Linked DNA regions of Homo sapiens: region 1 is linked to region 2. A link is a contact called in ENCODE Hi-C or POLR2A ChIA-PET data. All regions are on one chromosome and are shown on one strand. Each heading gives the region's core, a stretch centred on a gene start or an enhancer-like site at or near the end of the contact. The rest is flanking DNA. Distances are from core to core; before and after follow the strand shown. Region 1 holds the start of ZNF580 (zinc finger protein 580). Region 2 holds the start of FCAR (Fc alpha receptor).

Region 1 (4,895 bases), core at 273-2,772, 770 kb before region 2:
CGGCAGCAGCAGCATCTGGAGCGGCAGCTGGGAGCGGCGGAGGGGAGATTAGTTAAAATTGCCACTTCCTTTTAGGAAAAGTTTCCTAAAATGGAAAGCATCCCCACTATCACTGCTTGTTACCCTTTGTGCGCCACTGACTACCTCCCTAGCAAAATAAAAACTGTGACTCCAGCCCGGCTCTCCCACGTTCCATCAAGCTGCCTCGGAGAGGGCCTCCAACTGAGCTCTGCAAAACCCCGCCACCACCTGCCACTCCTCCTGGGTCCACCTCTCACCACTCAGGTCAGGTCTGAGGACGTAGTCCCCCGACTTTTCTTCCCTTTTCTCCTCTCAACCCACCCCAGCAGACAATCAATCCCTAAATCTGTTTACCTCTTTACATCTTAGACCCCGGGCCTCCTGACCGCCGAGATTTCTCTAATCTGTGGTTTCTTCTTTTTTCCTGTTGCCCAGCCCCAGTTCAGTTTACTTCCCCTCCCTTTGCCGCCCCCTACCCCCCCACCGGCCCCCGTATCGGCCTCCTGGCCCTCCGTCCCCACTACATGCCGCAGGGCCTCCCCATCTTCATATTCCGTGGCCTCCCTCACTTCCTCTCTAGGTACCTCCCCAGAGCCCCACTAACCCAATTCCCCACATTTCACTAGGGCTTTTCCATCCTGTTCCTACACTTAGCACCTCGAAGTCTAGTCACCTCTCCCCACTACGGAACCCATCGTCTTACTACATCTATACACCCCAAAATGGCTCAAATGCCTTCCTTCTGTATACCCCGCCCCCCCAACCTGGCTACCTGCTACATTCTCCCCAAAGGCCCCCTTTTCTCTCGCCCCCCATATATGGCGGTGACATCGTTACTTCTTTCTGTACCCATCAGGGGCCTTCTCCCAAACCCCGTTATGCACACCAGGCTCCGGGACTCCGCTTCCCACAGCACCTCTCCCAAGCCCACTTTCCCCTCCTTTCTGTGTACGTCTGGCATCTCTCTTTCTCCTCGTGTTCACCTCTTCCAGGAGCCCCATCCCTCTCCCTGTTACACACAGCGTGGTCCCCCGCCCGTTCTTTTGCTCTGCTCCCCTTGTTTATGGGAACCCCAGCGCCCGGGCGTTTTCGCCCCCATCCCGCTACACACCGCCTGTCCCCTGGCCCTGGGGCCCCTCCTATTGCCTTCACTTCCCCAAGGAGCCCTGGCGCCTCGACTTCCCCTCCCGTCCCTCCGCCCGATCCTGCCGCTCCCGACCCCCACCCCCATCCCGGGTGGCTCCAGCGCACTCCCCCAGCCTGCCTGGCCCCGGCGTCGTCCCAGGGCCAGGCTCCTCCCTCCATCCCGGCCCCCGTACCCCGTGCGGCGGCCTCTCGGGTCCGGAGGAACGGGCCGAGGTCCCGGGCGGCCCCGGGCTTCCCCTGGCGAGCGCCGGCGGCGGAACCGAGACTTCCGGGCAGCTCCGGGCCGGCGGCGCCGGGGACGCGGGGACTGGGGGCGCGGGGGTGCGAGGGGTTGGCGGAGTCCCTGGGAAAAGGCGCCGGCCGGAAGCGCGCGAGCCCAGTGCGGAGGTTCCGCCGCCTGGAGCCGGCGCTCCCACCCCTCGCCTCTGCGGAGCGCCCTGCGGGGAGGGGACCGGAGGCGTGGGGTCCACTGAAGACGCCCGCCCCCGGCGGCCCCGCTCCCCTCCCACCTCCCGAACGGAACGATTCCGCCGCTTGACAAGAGATCGGCCAATAAACCGAGACTAAGCAAAGTTACGTCTTCGCCCTAAGGCCCACAAGGGTTTGTCCTCTTTCCACTGGGCCGTCGCTGCCTGCTCGGCCGTGGCCACCCACCGAGGTAGAGGGCGGGAGAAGGGATGTTCCTGCCGGCTGAGCAAATGTGGAGACCGAGGTCCAGAGACCAGCCATTGGCTCCGATGTGGCCGGGCCGTGATTCTCCACCCAGCAAATGGGGAGGCCGAGGCCCGGAGAAGGCCAGACGCTGCCAGATAGTTGGGGAAGGTATGTTCTTTCCACGGGGCACATGCGGGAACCGAGGCCCACAGAGGGCCAGACGGCTGCATGCGCAGGTGGGGAGGTGTGATATTTCCAGAAGGCATGTGGCGACACCGAAGCGCAGCGAAGGCCAGGCTTTGCCAGATGCGGAGGTGGGAAAGGCTGGCACTGCCCACGGGGCCCACTGGAAGCCTGATGCGGGCTCGCGGGCTGCGCCAGGTCCTGGGGCACTTGAGGCCCGGGCGCTGGCTGCGCATGCGAAGGACTCCGGCGTCGAAAGCAACGCGCGGTGGCGCTGCAGCCGCACTGGAGAGCTGCACACGCGGCAGCACTCGGGGCAGCTGCAGCTCCTCCTCCAGCCACGTGGCGCCACGGCCTCGCAGGAGGGCGGCAGCAGCAGCATCTGCAGGTGCAGCTGAGAGTGGGGGACAGAAGAGGAGTAACTGTCACAGCGAGCCCCAAGACCCTGGGGTGCCACAGCTACATCCTAGAGCACTGTCCATCAGAACTTTCTGCAATGGTGGAAAGTTCTATGACAGTCACTAGCCACGTGGGACTCTTACACTCTTGAAATGTGGCTGGTGTATCAGAGGACCTGAATTTTAAATTGTATTACATTTCCCATAATCAGCACGGTGGCTCACACCTGTAACCCCAGCACTTTCGGAGGCCAAGGCGGGCGGATCACCTGAGGTCAGGAGTTCGAGACCAGCCTGGCCAACATGGTGAAACTCCTTCTCTACTAAAAGTACAAAAATTAGCCGGCCGTAGTGGTGCTCCCCTACAGTCCCAGCTACTTGGGAGGCTGAGGCAGGAGAATCGCTTGAACCCAGGAGGTGGAGGTTGCAGTGTGCCAAGATCGTGCCACTATACTGCAGCCTGGGCAACAGAGGGAGACTGTCTCAAAAAATACTAATTTCCCATAATCAAAATTTAAGCCACATATGGCTCCTACCTTATGGAACAATTCCAGAGACCACTGTCAACCAGTTGTAAACTGGAGGCCCAAGGGCCCAAAAGGCCTCACAGTTATATTTGGTTTGGGACACAAGGTACTTTTTAAACATTTTACTGGGCAGTATGTATATTTTTTGAGACAGAGTCTCACTCTGTCGCCCACGCTGGAGTGCAGTGGCATGCTTCTGGCTCACTGCAGCCTCACCCTCCCAGGCACAAGTGATCCTTCCACTTCAGTCTCCCAAACAGCTGGGACTACAGGCGTGGGCCACCACACATTTTGAGCCGGACCACTCTTTGTTGTGGGGGCCCATCCTGTGCACTGTAGAGTGTTGAGCAGCATCCTTGGCCTCCACCCACCAGATGGCAGTAGCACCCTCCCCCAACCCCAAGTTGTGACAACCCAAAATGTCTCTACACATTGCCCGTGTCCTCTAGGAGGCAACATGGCTCCTAGCTGAGAACCCCTGGTCTACTTAGACAATTATCCAACCTGAGTGTCTTGCCAAGATCCCTGATATAGTTAAGATGTCTGTCCCCTCCAAATCTTTTTTTTTTCTTTTTTTTTTTTTTTTTTGGAGATGGAGTCTTGCTCTGTTGCCCAGGCTAAAGTGCAGTGGCGCAATTCTAGGCTCACTGCAACCTCCAACTCCCGGGCTCAGGTGATTCTCCTGTTTCCACCTCCCAAATAGCTGAGATTACAGGTATGCACTACCACGCCCAGCTGTATTATATAAAATATAACAATTTTATATTTTTGGTAGAGACAGGTTTCACCATATTAGCCACCTGGTCTCCAACTCCTGACCTCAGGTGATCCACCTGCCTCAGCCTCCCAAAGTGCTGGGATTACAGGGTTGAGCCACCACACCTGGCCTCCTCCAAATCTCATGTTGAAATGTAATCCCCAGTGTTGGAGACGGGGCTTGGTGGGAGGCATTTGGATCATGGGGGTGGATCCTTCATGAATGGCTTGGTGCCATCCTCGAGGTAATGAGTGAGATCTCGCTGAGTTCACATGAGATCTAGTTGTTTAAAAGAGCATGTCAGGCTGAGCGTGGTGGCTCACGCCTGTAATCCCAACACTTTGGGAGGGCGAGGCGGGCAGATTACGAGGTCAAGATCAAGACCATCCTGGCCAACACGGTGTAACCTGGTCTCTACTAAAAACACAAAAATTAGCTGGGCGTGGTGGCAGGCGCCTGTAGTCCCAGCTACTTGGGAGGCTGAGGCAGGAGAATCACTTGAACCCGGGATGCAGAGGTTGCAGTGAACCGAGATTGTGCCACTGCACTCCAGCCTGGCAACAGAGCAAGACTCCATCTAAACAAACAAACAAACAAACAAACAAAAAAGCGTGTCACCTCCTGCCAGTCTTTTCCCCCCACCATGAGATATGCCAACTACCCCTTTACCTTTCACCATGATTGTAAGCTTCCTGAAGCCCTCGCCAGAAGCAGCTGCCAGGACCACACGTCCTGTATAGCCTGCAGAACCGTAAACCAATTAAGCTTCTTTTGTTTATAAATTACCCAGCCTCAGGTATTCACTCATAGAGACACAATGAAACTAACACAATCCCTCTCTTGAGTTTCAGACCATATAACTAGTGGCACTGTAGTGGCCACAACCCCCACCCCCACTGCTATCCCCAGAAATAATGACAACAATAAGCAACATTTATTGAGCCCTCACTCGGGAACAGCCATTGCTAAACGCACAGCATCCTCAGGGCAGAGCTACAAGGAAAGCACCATGAGGATCCCTGTTTTACAGATGAGGGAAGCAGAGCTCAAAGAGATCGTGTGATTGGCCTGAGGTCACACATCCGCAGGCGGGATGGCCAGGATAGCACCTGCCTCTGCCCACACCAGGTCAGTGCACATGACCCCTGTCAGCAAGCCACACACTTCCCTGTAATCCCACCATCGCCGCTGCCACCCCAGCGCAAACCA
Region 2 (4,891 bases), core at 1-2,500:
AGAAACAACTAGAATGGGGATTAAAATAAGAATGGTGCTTCAGGCTATTCTTCAATTTCTTTATCCTAGAGCTCCCAAGAGGGTCTAAAGGGGCTGGGAGAGATTTACAGGACACTTACCTTCCTGTGCCTGAATCCTCTGGCCCAGACAGAGCACTGGAAGAGAGAGATTTATGAAAAATCAAGCTTCCATTTCCAACCTTTACGACAAATCACCCTCTGTAATGACAGACCAGAAAAAGACCAGTACCAGATGGATTCACAGCTCAATCCCACCAGATATATAAAGAAGAGCTGGCATTTTTTTTTTTTTTTGAGACAGAGTCTCGCTGTGTCGCCCAAGCTGGAGTGCAGTGGCATGATCTTGGCTCACTGCAAGCTCTGCCTCCCAGGTTCATGCCATTCTCCTGCCTCAGCCGCACGAGTAGCTGGGACTACAGGCGCCCGCCACCACGCCTGGCTAATTTTTTTGTATTTTTAGTAGAGACAGGGTTTCACCATGTTGGCCAGGATGGTTTTGATCTCCTGACCTTGTGATCCGCCTGCCTTGGCCTCCCAAAGTGCTGGGATTGCAGGTGTGAGCCACTGCGCCCGGCCAAGAAGAGCTAGTATTATTCCTACTGAAACTATTGAAAAAAATCCTGGAGGAGGGACTCCTCCCCAACTCATTCTATGAGGCCAACATTATCCTGATAACAAAATGTGGCAGAGATACAACAAAAACAGAAAACTTCTGGATAATATCTTTGTTGAACATAAATGCAAAAATCTTCAACAAAATACTAGTAACCATATTTCTATATGGGGTTCTATCATATGTTTTCCTTCCACAACAATCACAGTTTTGAGGTTCATTCTTTATTTTTACCTTTCAGATTCCAGCCTCTAAGTCTCTCCTTGATAAGAACCTTGGGACCATCATGAATCCCAGATAACACACTATAGGTTTAATACAAATATTAAACCTTGAGCCCCACAAGCTAGCTTGGGCTTGGGTAGAGACAAAGTTATAGATACATTGACAAAGACGGCCTTTCCACTAAGGAGATCAGAATCTCCTTGGCAGCCACTAAAATCTCCTAGTCACACTGTTAAGAGACACCCTGATTATTTTGGGATTTCTCTATCTTCCCCTCTAACCCACTTTTACTCTGAAACTCACCAAGACACAGGAGGGTGGTCTGTTTGGGGTCCATCGTGCTGACACGGCCTCAGCCCCGTTGCTCTCCTTTCAATGCACATTAGCAGGATGACAGATATTCTTACGACAATAAGCTCCGCAGGAAGTATGAGGACAGAGCCCCTCGTCAGGGAATTTCCACATCTATTGCCTCACAACAAAGTGGAACAGTTCGTTGCCGAATAACTTAGTTCCAGGTTGCTCTTGGGTGGAGCCCAAGAGAAGACATATATATGTATATTTTTTTAAATAGAGATGGGGTCTTTCTATGTTGGCCAGGGTAGTCTCTAACTTCTGGCATCAAGAAATCCTCCTGCCTAAGACCTATATTTCTATTTATGTTTCAGATGAGAAACGAATGAGAAGTGAATTTTCATTAAGCCAGTGTCTAATGGTGTTCAAATTCATCTTTGAACCAGATGCTACATCCAAATAGACGGGCTTGGGACAGAATATAAGGTGGTGGATACCATACAGGCAGACATTGCCTTCACTGGGCCATTAGTCAAAAGCTCTGTGGCTTTGTCTGTTCTGAACCTATGTTTCATCTCTGAGATTCATGGTCTGAGTATATTTACTTGGACTTGACCAGGCATGCAGTATACCCTTATCCTGGAGATGATCTCAATGCCAGAGTGTGGAGGCATTTTCTCTGGCACTATTTGTCATCTCTAAAGAAAGAATCTACTATTTTATTATACTTTTTTGTTTATTTGTATAAATTTAAGGAGCGCAAGTGAAATTTTATTACGTGGATATTTTGTGTAGTGGTGAAGTCTGGGCTTTTAATATAATTATCCTCAAATAATGTACATTGTTGCTCATTGAGTATTTTTTTAACTTTTATTTTAGGTTCAAGGGTACATGGGAAGGTTTGTTATACAGGTAAACTTGTGTCATGGGGGTTTGTTGTACAGATTATTTCATCACCTAGGTAATAAGCTTGGTACCTAATAGTTACTTTGCCTGCTCCTTTCCCGCCTCCCACCCTCCACCCTAAAGGAGACCCCATTGTCTGTTTTTCCCTTTTTTGTGTTCATGAGTTCTATTATTTAGCTTCCACTTATAAGTGAGAACCTGCTGTATTTGGTGTTCTGTTCTTGTATAGTTTGCTAAGGATAATGGCCTCCAGCTCCATCCATGTTTCCACAAAACATATGAACTCATTCTTTTTTTATGGCTTCAAATTAATTTTATTTTTATCTTATTATTTATGTTATTTTGATTGTAGACTCCTGGCTATCACGAATTCTTCAGGTATGGAGAGTGAAATATTCCTAATTAAACCTTCTACTATTTTATTTTATTTTATTTATTCTTTTTTTTTTTTTGAGACGGAGTCTTGCTCTGTCGCCCAGGCTGGAGTGCAGTGGCGTGATCTCAGCTCACTGCAAGCTCCACTTCCTGGGTTCATGCTATTCTCCTGCCTCAGCCTCCCGAGTAGCTGGGACTACAGGCATCCGCCACCACGCCCGGCTAATTTTTTTTGTATTTTCAGTAGAAACGGGGTTTCACCGTGTTAGCCAGGATGGTCTCGATCTCCTGACCTCGTGATCCACCCACTTCGGTCCCCCAAAGTGCTGGGATTACAGGCGTGAGCCACCGCGCCCCACTTTATTTTCATTTTAATACATCATAACTTAGCCCTTCCAACGCCGAAGTATTTTGAAGTCCTGAGCTTGTCCCATATTTCAGAAAGCCGATCAGCTTCCATGTTGACTGTTTCATTTGTGCAAATTTAAGTGACCTTTTGTTTTGCCACATTTTGTTAATTTCCACATACATATTTACGTTCGGGAAATTTGGAAATACTACGTTCTGGAAATTTGGTGTTGATGATTGCATGAAATTGACCGCATTCTAATTTTCTTTTTTTGTTGTTTTGTTACTTATGCCTTATTTATTCATTCCTTTGTTCTCACTTGAATGGGACTTTGGGTGAAAGACAAATAATGGCTGTACTCTTAGTTGAGTATTTAAAATGCAGAGATTGTAAAGGCAGGATGACCTAATTAAAAATACTATTGTTGGCTGGGTGCAGTAGCTCATGCCTGTAATCCCAGCACTTTGGGAGGCCAAGGCAGGTGAATCACTTGAGTTCAGGAATTTAAGACCAGCCTGGTCAATGTGGTGAAACCCAGTCTCTACTAAAAATATAAAAAATTACTTGGGTGTGGTGGCGGGTGCCTGTAATTCCAGCTACTCGGAAGGCTGAGGCAGGAGAGCCACTTGAACCCAGGAGGCAGAGGTTGCAGTGAGCCAAGATCACTGCACTCCAGCCTGGGCAACACAGAGCGAGACTGTGTCTCAAAAAAACAAAAGCTATTGTTATGGTTTACAAATGACGTGGCTTTCTATTGGGAGAGAGATACTTACTAATTGTTGAATTTCAGGAACTTCAGTGGCCAATATTTACTAATGGGCTGGAACAGATTTTGTCAACTTACCACAACATTTGGTGTGGTTTTGTTCTTTTGTTTCCTCCTTTTGTGGAACAGGAATGGTAACGTAGCCATGGGGTGCTGAGATATTTGGTTAAACATTATTCTGTGTGTGTCTGTGGGGGTGTTGCTGAATGAGATTATCAATGGAATTAGTGTAATTTATAAAGCAGATTGCTCTCCCTAATGTGAGTCGGCCTCATTCAATCAGGTGGGACCTGAATAGAACAAAACATTGAACTGGTAATGTAAGATGAAGTTCCTTTTGCCTGGACATCAGTCTTTTCTGGCTCTTGAACTCTCACTAAAACATTGACTCTTTAGATGTTAAGCCTGCCAGCTTTTTTTGTTTGTTTGTTTTTTTGAGATAGAGTCTCACTCTGTCACCCAGGCTGGAGTGCTGTGGCATGATCTCGGCTCACTGCAACCTTCACCTCTTGGGTTCAAGCAATTCTCGTACCTCAGCCTCTGAGTAGCTGGGATTACAAGCGAATGCCACTATGCCCGGCTAATTTTTGTATTTTTAGTAAAGATGGGGTTTCACCATGTTGGCCGGGCTGGTCTTGAACTCTGACCTCAGGTGATCTGCCTGCCTTGGTCTCCCAAAGTGTTGGGATTACAGGCGTGAGCCATCATGCCCGGCATGAGCCTGCTAGCTTTTGGACTGTTACGTATACCACTAACTCTACTGGTTCTCAGACTTTTGCACGTAGACTGGAACTACACGTGGACTCCCCTGGGTCTCCAGCTTGCAGATGGCAGATCATGGGACCTGTCAGTCTACATAGTTGCATAAGCCAATATATAAATACCCTATCTGTGTATCAATCATTATATATCTGTCATTATCCAACTATATGTCTATCATTATTTGTGATATCATTATATATCTATCATTATTTGTCTATCAATCATTATCTATATATCTATCATTATTAGTGTTGATTATTTTTTTTTCTGGAGAACCCTGACTACTATAGCTTCCATGTTCCTGTCTCAACTGTCACCAGTCCCCTTAGCACAGGGCCTATCATAGCCATTCTACGGCCCAAGGAATTACAAGCCACATAACTACAGGAGTCACAGTGACCCAAGGATTTAGACGGAGACACGGAAGAATTGAGGCATCTATTGGTCTCTGCATATTTTGGGATTTGGGATTTCCCAGCAGGGAAATTTGCCTTGAATCTGTCTAACTGGTCACTAAGAGTTGATTGGTAGGTTCCATTCTCCGTGCACAGCATAAACCCTAATAAGCCCAAACTGACTGG

What was found. A loop is a pair of places that touch in the nucleus more often than their neighbours do. ChIA-PET counts read pairs that join two places held with the same protein, here RNA polymerase II (POLR2A). Pooled maps may share reads with other maps.
Region 1: a map of K562 shows a loop between it and region 2 (2.8-fold over the local background). The contact joins the promoter of ZNF580 here to the promoter of FCAR in region 2. A Hi-C loop is called at or near these places in 2 of 168 maps with a recorded cell type or tissue (K562 and PC-9), 2 of 37 single-sample maps with no recorded cell type and 5 of 50 pooled maps. POLR2A ChIA-PET finds 5 or more read pairs at or near these places in 1 of 52 experiments (RWPE1).

The regions. Positions count from the first base shown.
Region 1 is chr19:55,637,629-55,642,523 of GRCh38, reverse strand. It overlaps ZNF580 (zinc finger protein 580), which reads right to left and starts at 1,522. Exons shown (of 2, transcript NM_207115.2): 1 at 1,341-1,522; 2 at 1-27. The coding sequence starts at 15. LOC107983998 (a long non-coding RNA gene) reads right to left here. Exons shown (of 2, transcript NR_171683.1): 2 at 1,725-2,398. It also overlaps a transcript of ZNF581 not described here. RefSeq lists a silencer at 1,153-1,672.
Region 2 is chr19:54,870,594-54,875,484 of GRCh38, reverse strand. FCAR (Fc alpha receptor) reads right to left here and starts at 1,250. Exons shown (of 5, transcript NM_002000.4): 1 at 1,162-1,250; 2 at 120-155. The coding sequence starts at 1,195.